Regions from separate parts of the Homo sapiens genome. Here region 1 is linked to region 2. Evidence: chromatin loops called from intact Hi-C (ENCODE). Cell type or tissue: endothelial cell of umbilical vein. All regions are shown on one strand. Links, peaks and the distances in the headings refer to the core of each region. The heading gives the core; the rest is flanking DNA.

Region 1 (11,238 bases), core at 1,316-9,315, 56 kb before region 2:
TAGGTTTTGTTTGCCCTATACTATAATTATCTTTTCTTAAAGATATGGAATGTTATCTTTCTTATGATTTCCCTTATATAAGAAGTATCTCAAACATTTCTTGTAGTTCTTAGTATTTGTTGAATAAAAAAATTCCAAGTGAAAACTATTGAAATACAGGGAAAATTATGCTCAGACTTCCACAGAGCCAGAGAAGACATCACCCAACTAAATCCATGTTAGCCCACAGTTCCTCCCAAAACAGTGCAGAAAAAAAGAAGAAAACCAAAAAAAATAAATATGAAAAGTAATATGCTCAAATACAGAAAATCCCCAAATTAAAAATAGCTATAAATTAAAAAGAAAAAACTAGTCACCAAATCTCAGCAAGTAACAGCCACACTATATCTATAGCAAATATTTATAGATATGTTGTGCACACACATACTCACACATACACATACAATGCACATACATACATGAATATATTTTCCAACTCTGAGAGTTCCGAAAGGTGAAAACATCCCATTGTCACTGAGCAAACATTACACACAGATTTTTGCTTCTAAGTATTATTCTCTTCTAAAAGGTATGCAGGTATCCTTGTAGATATGGCTGATTCTAAGACTAAAACATGGAAACTATAAGATGTACTTAGAATATTTTGTGGTGTTAGGAAGTAAAAAACAAGCTCAGAAAATGATGAGGACATGTAAAAAGAACCTAAGGGCTAGCTTGAAGTCTCTCCCATTGACCAAATTTGGAACAATTTGACGAATAAAAATCATAATAATAGTAATGGAATATAACACACAGAATATAATGAAAATCAAGGATTCAATGCTGAAGTGAACCAATACATGAATAAATGGGGAAAATGAAGAGCTCTTACTGTAGAATGTCAAGTAATAAATGTAAAAAGAATCATGGAATTAGAAAAAATTGCCATTTGTTTGCAATCACAAGAGTAATAGATTCAGACAAGAATATCAATGGATAATGGGCAAAAGTATGACAACAAACTGAATATTCACTTGATAACATCTCTTCATAAGATGCTTATTAATTGCAAAGAAAAAAATAGTAAATTTGTAGTGGAGAAACCTGGCAGACACAACCTTAACTGCAGATTTAAAATGTACATTATCAGCAATGGGACAAATCAATACCAGATGCCTCCTAATAAGAAATACTGAGAAACACACATTATCATACCTGTTATATTCCTACAAAAATTTTATAATGTGCATCTAATAGTTAGAAACCATTAGTCAAACTCAAAATAAAGGACAGTCAACAAGATAATTGGCCTGATCTCTTTAAATATGTAAGGTAATACTAAGTCTGACAGAAATGAAAACTAAAGATAACATGCCACTCTGTATTGAATTCTGGAACAGGAATGGACGTTAGTGGTAGAATTGGCAAAATCTGATTAAAAGATTTAGATTAGACAATGCTGCTTTATCAGTGTTATTTTCCTCCTTTTAATAACTGGATTCTGGCTGTGAAAGAAATGTCCTATTTTTAGAAATATACTGAATTTATAAACACACTGAAATATTGAGAAGTAAAGGGGTATTTAAATGTAAAATCTGCAACTTACTTTCAAAAAAAGTATTAAAAAAAAAACAAAACACACAAGTATCTTAGCCAGTTTTGTGCTGCTGTAACAGAATAATATAGATGGGTAATTTATAAACAATAACAATCCATTTCTCACAATTCTGGAGGCTGAGAAGTTCAAGATCAAGGTGCTGGCAGATTGTGTCTGGTGAGGATCCAGTCTTTGCTTCCAAGATGGTGCCTTGAATGATGAACTCTCCAGAGAGGAGGAATCCTGTGTTCTCACATGGTAGAAGAGTGGAAGACTGGAGAGAGAGCTCGTTCCTGGAAATCCTTTTAATAAGGATTTAAATCTACAGATCAGGATGGCGCCTTCAGGTCCAAAAACCTTGTAAAGGCCTCACCTCTAACTACAGTTACAATGGCAATTCAATTTCAACATGAGTTTTAAAAGGGACAAATATGCAAAGTATAGCACACAGACAAAAAATAGATGATAGAGATGACACATGATAGGTAAATAGATAGATAGATAGATAGATAGATAGATAGATAGATGATGGATAGAGAGACAGAAAGTGAAGAGCATGATAAAGCATGTATGAAGAAAATGTTAACATTCATGAAATTTAGGGGGAAAGATATGACAATACTTTGTACTATTTTTGTGCTATGTACTTTTTACTATGCTAGTCTGAAAATATTTCAAAAAAATATATATATATATATATAAAGTGTGTCTTCCCAAACTCTTGCTCAGTTCAACCTTAACTGGAAGATATACATTCTGATAATTAAATGTTACAATGTGAGAGTTATAAACCATGTATCCTATTTGTTTCCTTATTTTATTACCACTTTGTGATATGAAGTGTTATGATACCATTGAAAAATAATTAGAAAAGTATTATTTTTAAAAAAATTGGCCAATCTAATAGGGCAAGCAAAAGCGAATCTGAAATTTGTCACAACTAATGCTTATTCCTTAGCACGGAACAGGGAAATTAGTATCTTTAACAATATTGAATTGTCAGAGAAAAAAATTGCTTTGACGGATTTCACTATTTCGGAGATAAAGCTTGAAACACTGGGACTATATAGAAAAGAGAGAGGAAAGGGACAGAAAGGAGGTGGCTTCTTGTCCAGTGATGGGAGGCAATGTCTTCATAGATTATGGACATTGCAGACAAACAATGGCTGCATTTACTGGGCTGCTGTATGCACGCTTATAGTGCTTGTAATTGAGGATGATTATGGTTAATGACTCCAGTAATGTGCACTTTCAAACCAGCAAGACAATGTAATTTGTATCAAACCTATTCAGTATCTCTTTAGGCATTTTGCCTGGTTTAATCTTAGCCCAGCACTGGCTACAGAGGGATTCTCTGGAAGCTTCACAGCTGGCTCAAATTAAAGATATCATGCCCTCCCCGACCCCCAACCCCTTCAGTATATTCAGAAGTAAATAAAGCTGTTTGAGTCTTCCTATCAGTTGGAAGGCTCAGGGCCTGTCATAGTTTAATGTGACAGGAGGAAGATCTTTAGTACTGAAGGCACTAGGTTTTAGTGTGCAGATAGAAAGCAGAACATCTGTCTGAAATTCACTGATGAGGCGCTAGCCAACAACAGCTACACTTCTTGGTAAGAGGAAGCCGTTTTTACATTTTAACGTAGTGTGAAACATAACATTCTGTGATGTTATGAGATTTCTCAAAAGATAAGGAAGAAATAGTTAATAGAGAAATATGTGCATTCTCTATTTCTACAGCTACCAGGAGGAAATACCTGGTAACCAAATTGCTTATGGAATCAATTCAGGAATACATTCTATTTAGAAGCTAGCCTATTATTCTTAAAGCTAGTGCTAGATAAATTATGTAAATGAAAACCTTTTTAATTTTTACCTATGAGGTTAAGAGACATAAACATGCTTTTCTCTTTTTTCTTTTTTTTTTTTGTTTATTGTCATTTCAGGGAGGGTTAAGGGGAAATTTCTAAACACTTGTGTCTGTAATTTTCAGACTCTTTTCACAAATACTGAAGCATGACAGAGTCGTTTACACAAACGAGACAGAAAAATATGTGAGGGGCCTAAGGCTCAAGATAATTATAATTCTGACATTAAAAAAAAAAAGCTATTGTGTTCCACTTCTCTGTTTTGTAAGTTGAGTTTTTCTTTCCATGCAAGAGAATGCAAACCACTGCATTTTGTCAGTTCCAGAGGCAACATTTCAGTCTAAACAAAAACGCCTGTCAATGTTAACAGTAAGACAAGGTTGAAAAGTGAAGTTAAAGTTCACGCATATTGTGGTCTCAGTGCTAGGTAAATGGCACGGGGAATGATTGACATGTTAAAAAAAAACAACAGCTTTTGGATGGCAAGTAGTTATAAGCAAAAGAGAAATGTGAATAACTCAGGTGATTGTGATGCCATGAGATTTTTCATTCATAAATGTAAAGGTGCATGTCTATATCCCCAGCTACTTGGGATGCTGAAACAGGAGGATCTCTTGAACTCAGGAGGCTGTAGTGTGCTATGATTGCACCTGTGAATAGCCAATGCACTCCTGCCTAGCCAACAAAGCAAGACCATATCTCTTAAAAAGAAACAAAAAAGTTTGCTAAATTTTATTTTTTAGAGTATTTACAAATCAAACTGGTATCCTCTCAAATGTTTACTTATGTGTTATAAACTTTAAAATTTTTGACAAGTACCTCACATCACATTGTGGATTATGCTATCAAGTTCCTGTAACAAATAATTTTCAATGTAAAAATACAGTTGTTTTATTTCAAATGCCTCGAGTTAAATTGACGATAAGTGACATCTTGTCTAGCATGGAAATGCTTTTGTTCCTTTTATGAAACTAATTTTAAAACGTAATTTGGTATAAAGACTTATTGGCAGGATTTACCAATTTCACCAGTTGACTGAAAAAAAAATCTTATAAAATCAGATAAAATATAAATATGTTGTTTTTCAGTTTTCTTTCTGTATCACATTCTTAAGAAAATTAGTTTAAAAATGCTACAATTTTTGAAAGTAAAAGGACACCTATTATAATACAGTATAAAATAAAACATGTAATTTTTGGACTGGTAGTAATTCAGCTAATCTATGTAGTCTGTGAGAGATTTATAAATTCAAACTCTCAAAATATTAAAAGTATGACTATCATTCCCCTAGTACCTCTTCTAATAATTCCCTAATCTTTCTCCAACATTTTGATGGTCATTCCATTTTGACTTCTCTATATGAGTGTCAGTGACTAATACTCTGGATTAGCTCACAGTATGGAGCATTAAAACTACATATCCCAGATTCCTTTGTAGCTGGTGCCCTGCACGTGACCAGGAATTTAGTAGCAGATGCACCAGTGTGGGAACTGGGAAGGGGAAGGTCTTTCACAAACATGATCATGCAGGCATTTCATTTTTCTTTCCTATACAGCTGTGGGATAGATCCTGGCTTTGTGGCTCTTGACTAGCAAGCAGCAGTAGTAGGATTTCTGCTGAGTCAGTCCTGTGATATAGTTAGGCGTTTTTCTGGCTTCCTTGTTTTAGGTTATATAATTTATAAGTTGAAATGTCCTGTAATAAGCCAATTTTTATTTAAACCAGCTGGTGTAGACTCTGTAGTCTGAATCTTAAAAACCTTATTAATAATATGTGAAATTGAAAAAGATGTTTACTTCCACGTGCTTGAATCTTGTTATTTTTCTGGATGCTATGTTTCATAGTGAAACAAAATCAATGTCACCATCCCTCAGTAGTGGAAGGGAGTGTATCTTCTATGTTTTTATAATTTTTTGTCATTTTTTTCTTTTTTCTTTCTGGACCATTATGCATGACTGAATAATTCAGCTGTTATTTCAAATGTATCTGATCACAAAAACATTTGTGCCAGCAGTTTCTAGCATGGTTTGATCAATTAGCATGAGACATTTTTGCAAACCTATAACTGAATCACAGTAGCAGCTCTTTATCATCAAATTACTTGCTCTTCTGAGGACTGGTCAGTTTGAGAAACATTCAAATAAAAGACATGTGCACTTTCATGATGCTTGGTTTCTATAGACTTACCCAGCATCTCAATACCTTTGTCTTGGCCAAGTTAAAATGAACTCTCTTAGGCCAGTGTAGACCTGCTTTCTCCTCTACAGGAAGGTGGATGGATCTTCCGTGCTTCTGGTCTAGTTCTTCCTGGATCATACTTTGTTCATTGTCCCTCACTCTAATATTTCTTAAACTTTTCTGTTTTCGAATATTTCCTAACAGCTGTCTCTTCCCTTCATATTTTCTAACAACTGTCTCTTTCCTTATAATTATTTTAAATTGTATTGCATATTTACAATTTCTTCCTCTGATCTGTTTCAATTTTATAGAACTTTCTAAAGTTGCAGATTGCCAATCAAATACTGACCAATGCTGGAAAAATATTGTGGTGCAACATCTGAAAATATTCTGCACCAGTCACCCAATGCTTAAAATCAGTAGACATGCATCGGTATTTGATGTTTTGCTGAAGCAGAGGTAAAACCGCTACTGTCTTGCCTTTAACTGATGTTATGAAAAGTCTTCATTATTGACCATATGAAAAGTCATTATTAAATTCCAGATATGTAGCCATTTTCTACAGATTGTGCCAGCCCTTTTCACATATTCTTGAGATATCATTAGCAGTAACAGAGGCTTACATTCTGACAATCTTTGGGACCAAAAGTCATTGTAATAGGTCAAAGGAGAGGCAGCCACCCTTGGTCTTGTCATAATACAAGCCATCCTGGGCCCTTGAAATGAGAGAATTGAAATGTTAACTATAATAAGAACATCATAAGAGTGGACTTTGATGATGTGTGGGACTGAAGAGTCCAAGGCACATCTATCAGGCTTCTGAGTATATACCGATAGAAAATGAAAGGTTGGCCTATCTAGATAAAACTTATGTTTCCGAAACATTTGAAACTGGTAGTATCTTCTCCCCCATTTACAGCATGACATGTTTTATATGATGTTTAGTTGACATACAATGATAGTAAATAAAATACCAGACATTTATAGTAAGACTCACTCAGAAATTTTTAATTTTTTATCAGGAAGACAATAAATATATCACTTTTCTTTTCCTTTCCTCTATGTTTTTACTCTAGAGAATGAAAAACAAACAAACCAAAAAAAAGTGGGGGGTTTTAAATAGCCAGTAATTACTTGGATATTTCTGTGCTATTATTTCTTCAGATTGAGGTCTATTGAAATAATTTCGTTAAATGTAGAATAAAACTAAATTGCAACAATATTTTTCTCTTGGAAAATTATTCTTTTTCTCTAATACCAGTTGGTAACTTTTCATTACCTGACACCTCAAATAGGGCATTCTGCAAAAAGGCATTTTTTAATTGGCACTTTGAGGCCTACATTCAGTATATTGTTTGAATGGTCAGGGAAGAATAGAAAGCTTTTCTTTTCAAAATTAAGTTATTTTGTGGAACAGTATAGCTTGGCTTCAGATTTATTTATGTCATATATGTACATTAGAAATATATACCTTTTACAGTTATGTATTCATATCAAATGCATTTAATGAAAGTTTTTTTAATATGCAGCTTTTGACAATCAATTTATTTCCCGTTGACCTAATTCAGACTGAGTAACATATTTTGTAGTGCAAAGTTATAATTGCCAGCAGTTAGTTTTGTTTTGTTTTGTTTTGTTTTCAGTATTAAGGGGGAGTTTTGTCAACATTGGAATCCAAGGAAATTTTGGAAAATCTGAGTTAGAAAACAGATTTTATGCTCTGCATCTGGATATAGTAGAAAACCTACTGTTTTGTTTACTTGTTTTCAAGAAAAATACATATATAGAAATTTTATTTATTTATTTATTTTTATTATACTTTAAGTTTTAGGGTACATGTGCACATTGTGCAGGTTAGTTACATATGTATACATGTGCCATGCTGGTGCGCTGCACCCACTAACTCGTCATCTAGCATTAGGTATATCTCCCAATGCTATCCCTCCCCCCCTTCCCCCACCCCACCACAGTCCCCAGAGTGTGATATTCCCCTTCCTGTGTCCATGTGATCTCATTGTTCAATTCCCACCTATGAGTGAGAATATGCGGTGTTTGATTTTTTGTTCTTGCGATAGTTTACTGAGAATGATGATTTCCAATTTCATCCATGTCCCTATAAAGGACATGAACTCATCATTTTTATGGCTGCATAGTATTCCATGGTGTATATGTGCCACATTTTCTTAATCCAGTCTATCATTGTTGGACATTTGGGTTGGTTCCAAGTCTTTGCTATTGTGAATACTGCCGCAATAAACATACGTGTGCATGTGTCTTTATAGCAGCATGATTTATAGTCCTTTGGGTATATAACCAGTAATGGGATGGCTGGGTCAAATGGTATTTCTAGTTCTAGATCCCTGAGGAATCGCCACACTGACTTCCACAATGGTTGAACTAGTTTACAGTCCCACCAACAGTGTAAAAGTGTTCCTATTTCTCCACATCCTCTCCAGCACCTGTTGTTTCCTGACTTTTTAATGATTGCCATTCTAACTGGTGTGAGATGGTATCTCATTGTGGTTTTGATTTGCATTTCTCTGATGGTCAGTGATGATGAGCATTTTTTCATGTGTCTGTTGGCTGCATAAATGTCTTCTTTTGAGAAGTGTCTGTTCATGTCCTTCGCCCACTTTTTGATGGGGTTGTTTGTTTTTTTCTTGTAAATTTGTTTGAGTTCATTGTAGATTCTGGATATTAGCCCTTTGTCAGATGAGTAGGTTGCAAAAATTTTCTCCCATGTTGTAGGTTGCCTGTTCACTCTGATGGTAGTTTCTTTTGCTGTGCAGAAGCTCTTTAGTTTAATTAGATCCCATTTGTCAATTTTGTCTTTTGTTGCCATTGCTTTTGGTGTTTTGGACATGAAGTCCTTGCCCATGCCTATGTCCTGAATGGTAATGCCTAGGTTTTCTTCTAGGGTTTTTATGGTTTTAGGTCTAACGATTAAGTCTTTAATCCATCTTGAATTGATTTTTGTATAAGGTGTAAGGAAGGGATCCAGTTTCAGCTTTCTACATATGGCTAGCCAGTTTTCCCAGCACCATTTATTAAATAGGGAATCCTTTCCCCATTGCTTGTTTTTCTCAGGTTTGTCAAAGGTCAGATAGTTGTAGATATGCGGCATTATTTCTGAGGGCTCTGTTGTGTTCCATTGATCTATATCTCTGTTTTGGTGCCAGTACCATGCTGTTTTGGTTACTGTAGCCTTGTAGTATAGTTTGAAGTCAGGTAGTGTGATGCCTCCAGCTTTGTTCTTTTGGCTTAGGATTGCCTTGGCAATGCGGGCTCTTTTTTGGTTCCATATGAACTTTAAAGTAGTTTTTTCCAATTCTGTGAAGAAAGTCATTGGTAGCTTTATGGGGATGGCATTGAATCTGTAAATTACCTTGAGCAGTATGGCCATTTTCATGATATTGATTCTTCCTACGCATGAGCATGGAATGTTCTTCCATTTGTTTGTATCCTCTTTTATTTCCTTGAGCAGTGGTTTGTAGTTCTCCTTGAAGAGGTCCTTCACATCCCTTGTAAGTTGGATTCCTAGGTATTTTATTCTCTTTGAAGCAATTGTGAATGGGAGTACACTCATGATTTGGCTCTCTGTTTGTCTGTTATTGGTGTATAAGAATGCCTGTGATTTTTTTACATTGATTTTGTATCCTGAGACTTTGCTGAAGTTGCTTATCAGCTTAAGGAGATTTTGGGCTGAGACAATGGGGTTTTCTAGATATACAATCATGTCGTCTGCAAACAGGGACAATTTGACTTCCTCTTTTCCTAATTGAATACCCTTTATTTACTTCTCCTGCTTAATTGCCCTGGCCAGAACTTCCAACACTATGTTGAATAGGAGTGGTGAGAGAGGGCATCCCTGTCTTGTGCCAGTTTTCAAAGGGAATGCTTCCAGTTTTTGCCCATTCAGTATGATATTGGCTGTGGGTTTGTCATAGATAGCTCTTATTATTTTGAAATATGTCCCATCAATACCTAATTTATTGAGAGTTTTTAGCATGAAGTGTTGTTGAATTTTGTCAAAGGCTTTTTCTGCATCTATTGAGATAATCATGTGGTTTTTGTCTTTGGTTCTGTTTATATGCTGGATTACATTTATTGATTTGCGTATATTGAACCAGCCAGAAATTTTAAACCATCTCCGATATAATGTTCTGGATAATAGCAAGTGAGTCCAAAACATATGGATTGTATTTTCCTTGATCCCAAAAGGCTGAAAACTTAGTGTCTGAAATGGTTGATAAAACTTTCCTTCTTCTTTTTGCAATTTTAAGGCTGATAGTAAAGTAACAGAATCCAGAATGCTAAAACAATTACTGAGGAAGTACATTAGTCTGGGTTCTCCAGAGAAACGGAACTAATAGGATGAGTGTGTGTGTGTGTGTGTGTGTGTGCGCGCGTGCACGCGTGCATGTGTATACACAGAGAAAGAAGGGAGAGAGAGAGGGAGAGGCGGGGGAGAGAGAGAGAGAGAGAGGAGAAGAATTTTAAAGAATTGGCTAAAAAAAAAAGGACTGGCTCATGTGTCATGTGATTGTGGGGACTGGCAAGCTCTTATCTATAGGACAGGCTGTCAGGTTGGAGACCCAGGGAAGAGCTGATATTGCAGCTTGAGTCCAAATGCAATCTGGTAGCAGAATTCCCTCTTTCATGGATGACCTTAATCTTTCTCTCTTAAGGCCTTCAACTTAAAACAAATTTGAGACCCACTCACATTATTGCAGGTCATCTGCTTTACTCAAAGACTACTGATTTAAATGTTAATCTTACCTAAAAATACCTTCACAAGGACATCTACGATTGCTGTTTGAACAAACACTTGGAGATCACAGCCTAGCCAAGCTGACACAGAAAATTACCCATTGCGTTTGGCATTGATAGTCTGTGCTCACCAAAATTTAAAATTATTTCAGCAAACTCTTCTTTGTGGACATCATTATCTATCAAATTTAGAGGAATATAAATATCCCATATTCCTTCTCAACCTTCTTAAAAATTATATCATTTTAACATCCTTTTATTTCCAATATCCCCTTTCTCTATGTCTTTTTCATCTTCTCAGCTGTTGCACCCACAATACAACAATGCATGTCAGTTTTCCTGATTGAATTACTCTTTATGACAGGGAAGAGAGAAATCCCCATGATCCATTCCACAATTTTGAATCTCTGGTACCAGTTGATCTGTACTTCATGGCAGGAACTACACCATCCCCTGTTTCTATCCTCTTGAAGATTAATTTTTATGTGCACTCCTGTGTATATGTGTATGCTTGTGTTAATTCTCTTCAGATGAAATTCATTTATTTTTGCCAATCCGATATCTCTAAAGCAGAAGACAGAAATTTTCACAGCTCAATGAATGCAAAGTAATAATTACATATGTGAATATTAAAGAATTACAGAACTAATTATTACTCTTCCAAGCATAGACAATTGGAGGCAGAGGTAAAAACTCAGGAAACCCAGATATAGGGCTTAAAATAGTTAGACATTATAGTCATCCAAAGGGCAGCTCCTCTGTAAGATCAGACAGACATCCCTGTTCCTGCCCTTTGTTTCACTGATGTGCATCACTGTCTGAAAGGACACCCTGTGCTGGAAAGCCTAG
Region 2 (11,238 bases), core at 1,763-9,762:
TTGGGTGCAGTGTATAATGCTCGGGTGATGGGTATACCAAAATCTCACAAATCAACATTGAACAACTTACTCATGTAACCAAACACCACCTGTTACCCAATAACCTATGGAAATAAAAAATTAAACAAACAAACAAACAAAAAATACTGATGAAGCTTCTCTTACCTGCCTGCCACACACCTACTGCTGTGTGGGTCTGTTCCTAACAGGCCATGTACCAGTACCAGTGCGTGGCCCAAGGTGTGGGGACACCTGAGCTATATATCCCAGTTCTGTTTAAAATTCAATTTTTGTTTTCTGTATTTTCTGCTATAAACTAGAATTTTCTCTTGTGTCTCCTTTTTTAGTTAATGGTACTTGTTGGGGCTCAGCAATTGATAACCCAAAATTACAATCCTTTTTATATACTGAACTAAAGAAGAGGCCTCAAGGTCTCTTTGTTTCACCCCCTACCCCACAATCTCTTCCTAAGCACAAAATACAGTTGTACTTTGAAGTTCCATTATCTGCAAGCCCGGACCTACCAAAGAAGAAAACAATTACCTCCAGTCTCTTCCCTGGGTTTTCATTAACTGAACTCATATCACGGGAAGACTAAAGTCTGTCAACAAACCTGAACAGACTTTAGTCTCAAACCATTGTCTGATGTTCTGTGTGCTCAACAGCCTTTGTGCCAGATCATTGTACGTTTTGCAAGTCAATTGAATTGCCCTTAAATTCATCTACCATCTCCTGAACATCATCCACACTTCTCTATCACTCTTTCCTCTAAGAAGTATATAAGCATCTGTACCCCATTGGAATATTGGACAATCACTCTGTGATTCTCCCCGTGCACAGTAGTAAGAAATTTTTAGTCTTTTCTCTAATTTAATCTGCCTTATTGTGAGATTATTTTTCAGTGAAACTTCTAAGGGCGAAGGGGAAGTTTCCTTTGCCCCAACATACCCATGTTGCCTATTTTAGAAATTTGTAAATATGTTTAAATATTTATTAATACATTCTTCTTCTTTTATCTACATTCAAGCACCAAAGGAATCACAAACTATTTCCTTCTCACATTCGTCTTTTTACTGCTAATATATTTCACACATCCATATTTTTTTCATGTACTGTTGTAATTACATCTCTACTGCTTTGAGAAACTCCAATCTTCAAGTCCTCCAATCCATTCTCTACATGCCAGGTATTGTATGTGTTCTTCCCTAATAGGCAAGTAGGAGTGTGCACTTTACCAACATGGATGATGCATATATATTTTTGATTACTCAGGATATGAAAATGAATGGAACGTGCTGTCTATGTCCTCAAAGAACCCACACTTACAAGCAAGACAAAATTGTAAATGACTCTGAGCAGATATAAGTAATATGGGGAAATAAAAAGAGTATTCATGCTCTTTACCATTTATTCATCAACTCTTCTGAGTATTGTTCTAAGCACTAGTGATACAGAACTGACCTGGACAAAAAGATTTCTTAGATCATGAGTTTTATTTTCAATGACAGAAGATTTAGGAGTCAAGGAAGGCTTCATAGGGAGATGACAGGAGGCAAATTTTAAAATCACTATTTCTAATGGTTGTAAGGGAGAAAAGATTTCTTTATTTGCCCATTGCTAGGCTCATGGCTGATACTCCTATAAGAAAAGACAGATTAATAAGAGAAAAGCATAGAAATTTATTTAATATAAATTTTATGTAACACAAGAGCCTTCAGAAATGAAGACCCAAAGAAATAGGAAAAACTGTACATTTTTTTGGACAGTTGTGTTGCAGTATGATTGGAGCTTAACAGGTTATGACCTAATAGCAATGACTTGGGGGGAACTTAGCAAGGCCTATTCAGATTCTTCTCTGTTTTTCTGTGTGATAGTCCTTTTCTCTGGACATAGAAGGGACCCTCCTGGAACGAGAATCTTATGGCCTACTTCAGAGAAAAGTCTGCTAGGGTCTGCTAGGTTTTATACACCTCTTCAGGAAAAGAGCAAGGGGAAGAGGAGAGTGAGTTTTCTACTTCTGTTTTTTCCAAATGCCAAGTGCCATATTTTGAGGTAGTGTGTCTGTAACTCTATCATGGTGAACCTTAAATATTTATATTTTAATAAAATATTTAAGAATGACTTAGAAATCGACAGTTAAAGTCAGTGAGACTATTTTCTGTTGATTAAATAAACTTGCAGAAAAACAAAGAACTTGTACATTCACATCTGGACATATGAGGTTCCCAATGGATGTAAAGAGATTCCCCAATTCAAAGTCTTCACCACCAAAAAACTTTGAATTCTCCTTCAGCATCTTTCATTTGTTATTTCAATCAATCATTCAAGTAATAAAGAAATATTTATTTATTCTCATGACCTAGACTAGCAGATAAAGAAAGGCTTCTCTTAGGAAGTGATATTTTAAGGATGAGTAGGTCTTTGGTGGGGAGAAGCAGGAGGGGGTGAATGGCATATAATGTTCATTAGGGAATGTGGCTTTAGGGAACATGGCATGATTATGGAATTGAAACAAGGGCAGGAAGAGTGGCATGCAGAGATTAGTCTGTCTGCTTGAACGATTTAAGATTCTTAAGTTCAGACTCCAGAGACAAAGTCATTTTCCTTCACATGGCCCTCAAACATGCCAGAATGCCTGACATAGAGTAGGATCTTAATGCATATTTGTTAAGTAAACTAATATGCATAATGTTGCCACTCAGAATGCAATACCCTAATGTGAAGGCCTCAGAAATAGCCACAGAAAAAAAGTTTCTCTCTGAACTTCTCCCTCCTCTCTTTCATCCATCATTCTCCCCCAAGGCTAGCCATAGAAACTAGAATTCCTCTTCCCCAAAGCAGGTCATAGAAAACAGAACCCTTTTCCCCAAAGCCAGCCACAAAACATAAAATATACTCATCACTTTCTCCCATTTATCTGTGTAAGAACTGGCTATAAAGAAATTCTCTGACCTAGTTGGTTTGATTGAAGGCCCTAAGGTCCCCTCCTTTCAGCAAACGTCCTGCCCCATACGCAGAATAAGCAAATGCTGCACAGAGAGGCCAAGAAGAATCTGGATAGGCCTTACTAAGTGATATGGTTAGGATCTGTGTCTTTGTCCAAATCTCATGTTGAATTATAATTCCCAATTTTGGAGGTGGGGCCTCTGGGAGGTGATTGGATCATGGAGGTGTTTCTTCGGAGTGCTTTATTCCCATCTTCTTGGTGGTGTTCTCATGATAGTGAGTGAGTTCTCATGAGGTCTGTTTGTTTAGAAGTATTTAGCCCCTCTCTCACTCTCTCTTACTCCTGTTTCTGCCATGTTAGATGTGTCTGCTCCCTGTTCACCTTTGGCCATGTTCGTAAGTTTCCTGAGACCTCCCCAGAAGCCAAACAGATACCAGCATTATGTTCCCTGTACAGCCTGTGGAACCATAAGCCAATTAAACATCTTTTCTTTATAAATTACCCAGTCTCAGGTATTTCTTTATAGTAATGCAAGGATGGACTAACACACTGAGTTTCCTCACTTACTCTACTAACATTAGTTCATATTGTTTTTGTTAAACGGTGCTGCATGGCTTTCATTCTTCATTGAGTCAGTGCGTGAAAATGGATGGCTTTCCCCGTATCTTTGGGTCTTATTCTGAAGTTTTCTGTGTCATGTAAAACTATGATCACATACATCTATTACGCTTTTCTCTTGTTAATCTGTCTTTGTTATAAGCGTGGTGGCTGTGATTCTTACGGTGGGGAAAAAGGCTCACCCCTCTCCACCTATATAGTTTTGGTAACAAGAATGGGATGGCTGGGACACCTGACTTGCCCCAGAGCCTGCAGATGAGGTCCTGGGATAACTGACAAAAAGATAACAAAGAAAAGTAATAATTTTTACCAATGTCATCTCCCCTGAATCTCTACATATAGTACCCAGTTAAGAATGGAAGGTAAAAATTACCTTCATATCCTTCCCCTTCCAAACTCAGCTTAGCAGGAGAAAATCATTTGTTTGAATTATGACTCTTTTGTAAATTTGGCTATGGGCCCCCAATTATTAATGATCCTTTTCCCTCTCATTGACAGCTATTATTTTTCTGTTTATCTCATTTTGTGTTCTGAGAACTCGGCTTGGCTTGCCTCCTGTTGGGGCACATGGGTTATCACGTTGGTGTGTACAGATGATAAACCAAAAGCCTGTGGACCCCATAAAAAGAATGCAGCTGAATAGAAATGTGGGTTGGCCCCATTTGTGGTTAGTGAGCCAACAGCCACCAGCTCTAAATAAGTTATCTATGTATCTTTTCCGTTTTTGCTGTCTTTGGGGATGACTCTGGATCTTGTGAAGACTGCATGTTTATATCTCCTTGGAGAAGCTTTATGCATCCTTGGTTAAGTCATAAAAGGTTTATTGATTTTGGTTCTGAGTCATATGTTAGGTAAGATTGGTTTAAAAGAAAAATAAATAAATAAATAAGAAGAAGTCAGAAATATTTGATGTTTTCGTCCTGGCTAAAATCTGATAAGGGATTTGAAAGGACTGAAAGGACTTTTTCTTTAAAGAGTCCTATGGTCAGAAGTTGGCTTAACTAGCTGATATTCAGACTGTCCCTTTTTTTTTTTTATAGTCTCCTCTTCTGCCTGTTGGATCCTGGTTCTCCCATGGGAATATCAGAGTGCTGACAACCAAAAGATAGGATCTAAGGGAGACTTCTAGTGACCCTAAAACCCCTTGAGGAACACAAAAAAGGCACCAGTGACTCTCTTTTTGGTGGTCCTCTGTCTTCCTCATGGATCCCCAAGAGCTGTGGGTGGGTTACCCTCAGGTATGAAACTCTACTGTCTTTTACAGTGAGATCCCTTTGATTTTGTGGGGCACCAATGGTTACTGTATGCTTTGAAAGGGCACTTGAACTTCGGGTGGGTGGAAACTGATTAGTCACTGACAGAAGCTCTAATTTTTAAGGTAACTGACAGTGACTGCAATAAATGGTTATTACTGCAGGGGCCAGACAGAAACTGACAATAAAAGGTAATTTCCTACAAGAAAAGTCACTGGCTTCATTGATAGGGGGAGGATCTTAGAGATGGGGCCATGGGTTGATAATGGGATTATTTTTGGCAATTGGAAGGTCTCAAAGCCCTTGAAACCAATGGACAAGTCTCCCATCAAGTAGTGAGTTAGTCACGGAATGGGCTAGTTGGCACTGTCACTCACCGGCCTTGAGGGAACATTCTTACTGCTGGATACCCTGTGGGAGTGCTGCACGGCCCAGCCTCATGGCATTTCCCTTCTTAGCTTTTGCTTCCTCTCTGGAAAATCCAGGATTCAAACATAAAAATGAGATTTTGGATTTCTGGAAATCTAGGTGCTCCATCTTCTAACTACTCCTGTCTTCTGAATATGTAAGTATTAGTCCTGGAAGTTACAGATGCTTTGTTTGCCCTATTCATTAATGGGCTCCACCCTAATCTCAATAATCTGGTTAAGAAATTGAGGCTAAATTGAAAAGTTTCTGATCTAACTAAGTTGGCCTCCAGGCCTCCAAAATATGACTTTCTGGCATTCAAATGATGATTTTAAACAAGCTTTTGATTTTCTCCCAGGCTTGTCTATTACTTTGTAAAATCCCATTTTACAAAGTAATAAATAGTAAATTCCTATGATTTTATGTTGCCTGGGCATCAATTTTTAAATTTTTCTCTATGTCTCATCTAACTGACACATGTGAACCTAATTCCCTTCCGAGCCAAGGCTCTCATAGAGAGTGGCTATCTTGATCTACCTGTCAAGGCATGGATAGATTTTATAGCGACTCCCCAGAGAGACATCTCAAGACCAAATTAGAGAAAAATGCAATAAATTCAGTTTTAGCAGAAAGGGATACTTTGTCCATCCAGATAAGCTTTGGACACATTCAGACTTAAAATTTAGCCCACAGTCCCTACAAAATTGACCTCTGATAATAGCTATATGCCAAAAGGTCTTTCTTGAGGAAAAAACAATCAAACAAGCAAAAATCAAATAAAAACAAACATTCATTCCTTCTCTGTACCTTGAGATATAAATTTTCTCTTTTGTTAATAAAAACAAACATTAATTCCTTCTCTGTACCTTGAGATATAAATTTTCTCTTTTGTTCCTCCTAAGAGTCATCTCCTTAGAAGTCCAAACTTAGGGTTGCCTAACTATTACCTAGGGCAATGGAACTGGTAGTTAAAGACATATAATCTGAAGGGAAAGGGAAACTCTTTAAAAACTGACAAATGAAAAACCTTAACAAAAGTTGTAGAATAGAAGGATGAAACTGAAGCCCTACTTTTCACCATATACAAAAAGTAACTCAAGGTTGATTAAAGACTTAAATGAAAGTCCTCAAATTATAAGCATCCTAGAAATAAACCTAGGAAACATCATTCTGGACAATAGCCTTGAGAAAGAATTTATGACTAAGTCTTCAAGAACAATTGCAACAAAAACAAAAATTGTCATAGGACCTAATTAAAGGGCTTCTGCATAGCAAAATAAACGATCAAAAGGTAAACAGGCAACATACAGAGTGGGAGAAAATACTCACAAGCTATACATCTGACAAAGGTCTAATATCTAGAATCTATAAGGAACTTAAACAGTTCAACAAGCAGAACACAAATAACCACATTAAGAAGTGGGCAAAGGATATGAACAGACACTGCTCAAAAGAAGACATACCAACAAACATATGAAAAAATGCTCAACATCACTAATCATCAGAGAAATGCAAATCAAAAACACAATGAGATGCTATCTCATGCCAGTCAGAATGGCTATTATTAAAAAGTCATAAAAAAAAAAACAGATGCTGGTGAGACTGTGGAGAAAAGGGAATGCTTATACAGTGCTGGTGTGAATGCCAATTAGATCAGTAACTGTAGAAAGCAGTTTGGAGATTTCTCAAAGAACTTAAAACAATTAGCATTCAACCAGCAATCTCATTACTGAGAATATATCCCAACACAAATAAATTATTCTACCAAAAAGACATATGTCCATCACATATGATGACTCACATGTTCATTGCAGCACTATTCACAATAGCAAAGACATAGAATCAACCTAGGTGCTCATCAGCGGTGGACTGGATAAAGAAAATGTGGCACATATACACCATAGAATCCTACACAGCAATAAAAGAGAATGAAATCCTGTCCTTTGCAGCAATATGAATGCAGCTTGAGGCCATTAAACTAACTAAACTAGTGCAGGAACAGAAAACCAAATATCTTATGTTCTCACTTATAAGTGTGAGCTAGACATTGGATACTCATGGACATGAAGATGGCAACAATAGACACTGGAGAGCAATAGAGGAAGGAAAAAGGGAGGGGCATAAGGGTTGAAAAACTAACCGTTGGATATTATGTACAGTATCTAGATGACAGGGTAGTTCATATTGCAAACCTCAGCATCAAGCAATGTAGCCATGTAACCATCCTGCATGTGTATCACCTGAATCGAAAATAAAAGTTGAATTTCTTCCTTTAAAAAGCTGAGAAACCTGCTTCTTTCTGTGTATTTGTGAATGTCTGTATATGTGTGTATTGAGAATGTGTGGTATTTTTTTCCTGCAGTTTTAGTACCAAAATATATTCTTTACATTTAATTAACTTAAAGAAAATAAATAATAAGCACTTAAGTGTTTTATCAAAAGGAAAAATATAACAATTAACTTAAATGTCTTTTAGTTCATGTGATCTTAGATAATCTTTGGTAAATAAAGTTAGTTTATAATTTTTGGTAAGATAAAAATAGAAATGTTTTTAAAATTGTCAGCATTGATTGTAATGCAAACATACTTTTTTTCGCAAGAGTTTTAGTCAAATAAACTTGTTGCTTCCTAGATGTTTAAGAAGAGGGAAAAAAAGTTTAACTTTTAACAATTTTTGTTCCTGTGATATTTTTGATACTTGTCTAATCTGTTGGTGAGCTAACACTATAAGAGTCAGCTATTGGGCTCTCCCAAAACCTTCCACACATCTTGCTGTGAGCTTCTGTGTTTGGTTTTAAACTTCTGTATTCTGGGATCTAAGCAGGTAGCCAAGGTGAAGGCTGGGAACATGTATGTGTCTGTAGCACTTGGGCTACCAGCTGCAGGACAGGGCCAAGCCCAGTATGGTTGCATCCTGTGTCCAGTGTCTCAAAAGATTTGGTTAAAACAAGGCTGACTGATACTTGGTAAGCTTGGTTTTACTTAAAAACAGAAAAATAAACTTTAAAAAATGACTTGCTTTGTTTTCCATGAGCAATTTAAATATAATTATTAAATAAGTAAATGAGATAAATGTAAATAAAATAACATTTATATATACATTTATCAAAGTTTCAAATTTTTTTTAGTAATTTGAAGTCTTAAATTCATGGTTTGTTAAATGATAAATAATAATAAATTATCTGAGCCAAGTAAGTACTGAAACATTAATTATTAAGCATAAGTTTAAGTATACATACTAAGTATACATACTTCAACATCTTATTTTTATACAGTATAAAATAGCTACATATATCTGGATCTGTTAGTAAACAAAAAATTGAGAAATGTATCTTTCTAAAAATTATGAAATGGCTTTTAGTCTATAAATGCGATATAAAAGTTAAAAATTACTTATTTATTAGATTTTCATGGAAATTAAGGTTACTAAAAGTTAGAAATTCAAATTAATATGTGTAATTAAAGTACTACATATAAGAAAAAGAACATACATGCGAAGTATACAAAAAGATAGGTGTTTTTGGTAAGGAAATTAAAGTACTAGAATTTTTCTTTTGTTAAGAAAAAGAACTAGAACTTTGTCTAGAGATTATTTAAAGGGTATTTAGGAGTGAAGGAATGAAAGAAGAAATAACGTAAAACTGAATGGATAAAAAAGTTGTAAAAGAGTTATAAATAATGAATCTAATCAAACTGATTTTTTTGATCAAACTGATTAAACTTACACAAATTTATTATTAAGATTTTTAAATGCACCTTAATATCAAAAGTACACTGACAAAAAACTAGAATGTGGTTTTATCTTTTAAACAAGGTTTTTATGTAATAATGATAAGAGACAATAATTGTTTAAAAAATACTTTGATTGAACTGCGAGACAGAGAAAAAGAGAGAGAGAGAGACAGAGAGAGTCTATGTTATCAGAATAGCTTCCTGTGCTTCTTGTCTTCTTTATTGGGTCTTTGATTACCTAGGAAAACTAAATATTAAAAGGTTAATGTGTTTCTATAACTATGTAGCTTCTTGTGTTTACTTTAAAAGTATTTTAATTATCACACTGGTATGATGAATATTATTTCCCAGAGACCTGTGATTTTATTTTGATCAAGTATTTTTAAAACTTTTGACTTTTTTTTTTTTGACAAACTATCCAAAATCAAAATTGAGTCCTTTTGACCTCAAACCATCTTTTGGACATTTTAGAGGGGCCCCTGGAAGTCCAAGAGAGAAAGATGATAAACTAATTAAGCTTATTTGTTATGTTAAAATTATCTAGGAAGCACTGTCAATTAAGAAATATGTTCAACTTTCTTGGAGTTATATTTCTGTGGTTATGTTACTGACATATGTGTTCCAAATTTGTATAAAATTCCTAGAAACCTAACATGTTACCAGTTATAAGTTTGGTTATTATATGAAAGTGTTTTCTGCCACAAAAGAAAACGCAAATGTCATCATTATTATAATGAACTCCAATCAGATCTTTAACCATTATATATATTTTTTATTTTATTATTTTATTTTGGGATGGAGTCTCACTCTATCACCGAGGCTGGAGTGCAGTGGTGTGATCACAGCTCACTGCAAGCTCCATTCACTGGGCTCAAGGGATCCTCCCACCTCAGCTTCCCAAGTAGCTGAGACCACAGATGCACACTACCATACCTGGCTAGTTTTTGTATTTTGTTATAAAGATGGAGTTTCACCATGTTGGCCAGGCTGGTCTCAAACTCTGAAGCTCAAGCAATCTACCTGCCTCTGCCTCCCAAAGTACTGGGATTACAGACGTGAGCTACCCACCTTGCCTGGCCTCTTTAACTGTTTTAGTTTTCGTTGTCCATAGTTAAGTGTTTTCTTCTGATGCCTCTTCTGAAAACTCTTTGCAAACATTTATAATCCTAAAGTATGTCTTCAAGGACATTCAGGGAAGGCATAGAAAGAACTCTAACAAACACAGGTTTCTGACAACTTTGAGGCCATATCTTTGGACTAGGTAAGAGTTGAAAAACTCTAAGGAAAAAACTGGAATCATAAAATTTCTCACCCAATTTCAAGCAGAACAAAAATTAATTGCCCAGGGCTGAACCAATGAAGTATTATGATATTTTCTACTTCTTTTTGTTTGAAACATTGCTGATTCTTTTTACGATTTGTTTTCCAGATTCGATAAAACTTTTTTTTAATTTTAAGTTAATCTATAGCTTACAGTAATTTAGTGATGTTAATTTTTACAAACAGAATTGAAACATTTTCTTATTTCACCCTGCTTGATCCCTTCAAAATTTGGAAACTATTCAGAGTATTCTTATTTTATGGCAATACAGTTATTTGTGTAGGTTCAATAATAATCTGTTCTTGTAACAGCACAACTGGTAACACTGGTTGTATTACCAAGGCTTTGCCTGAAATTTTGTATCTTCCAGTATGACCAGATAACTTTGAGGAACTAAGGTTGAGTTTGTAAAGCCAATAAAAGAACTTGGAAAAATTGGCCTGGTACCTTGTCTACACAGTCCCCTTATAGGGTTCCTAGCCTTGCAATAAATAATTTCACTTTCTGACAAACTCAGAAATCTCAGGATATTTTGGAAACCTGGAGAAGAGAGGAATTTACCCAGTTCGTAAAGGTGTTACAGGCACAGTCTGATGGTGAATCTTACCTTGGCTTCTTGGCCTCAAGAGGGTTTTTAAAAGTCTAATGCAAAAGCCTTTGTAAAAATGTTCCATCAATGCCAACTTAAAAAGAGCTTATGTGATCAGTAATTATTCTTGCTGCAGTCAGGCCAAATTAATAAAACTAAACTTATTTTATACACAAATTGGCCTTACTGTGATTATCTTTATCAAAATGAGGGTGAGTGGAGAGAAAAACTATTAAGCACTTGTATAAGACTCTACCTACATGTTGTTGAGGGTTTATTATCTCCCTACAATGTGGACTAGATCCAATATCTGGCTGTGAGTCTCCAAACTAACATTTCCAATTTTCTCTGATCCTTCTGGCTTGGAATC

Evidence for each region. Peaks named below come from ENCODE experiments on the same cell type or tissue, not always from the same donor. Only the 100,000 strongest peaks of a DNase experiment are listed, where the experiment ranks them.
Region 1: a loop joins it to region 2, with 4 times the contacts of the local background. A loop is called at or near these places in 2 of 110 quality-filtered maps.

The regions. Positions count from the first base shown.
Region 1 is chr18:29,143,188-29,154,425 of GRCh38, forward strand. No RefSeq gene overlaps it. Among named protein-coding and RNA genes, the nearest start is that of LINC02879, 8.0 kb to the right of the region's middle. RefSeq lists an enhancer at 11,095-11,238. In endothelial cell of umbilical vein, for the core only: no CTCF peak of the experiment used is centred there; a DNase peak (open chromatin) is centred at 4,954.
Region 2 is chr18:29,198,427-29,209,664 of GRCh38, forward strand. All of the region lies in intron 3 of LOC105372044 (a long non-coding RNA gene), which reads right to left. Among named protein-coding and RNA genes, the nearest start is that of LINC02879, 47 kb to the left of the region's middle. In endothelial cell of umbilical vein, for the core only: no CTCF peak of the experiment used is centred there; no DNase peak of the experiment used is centred there.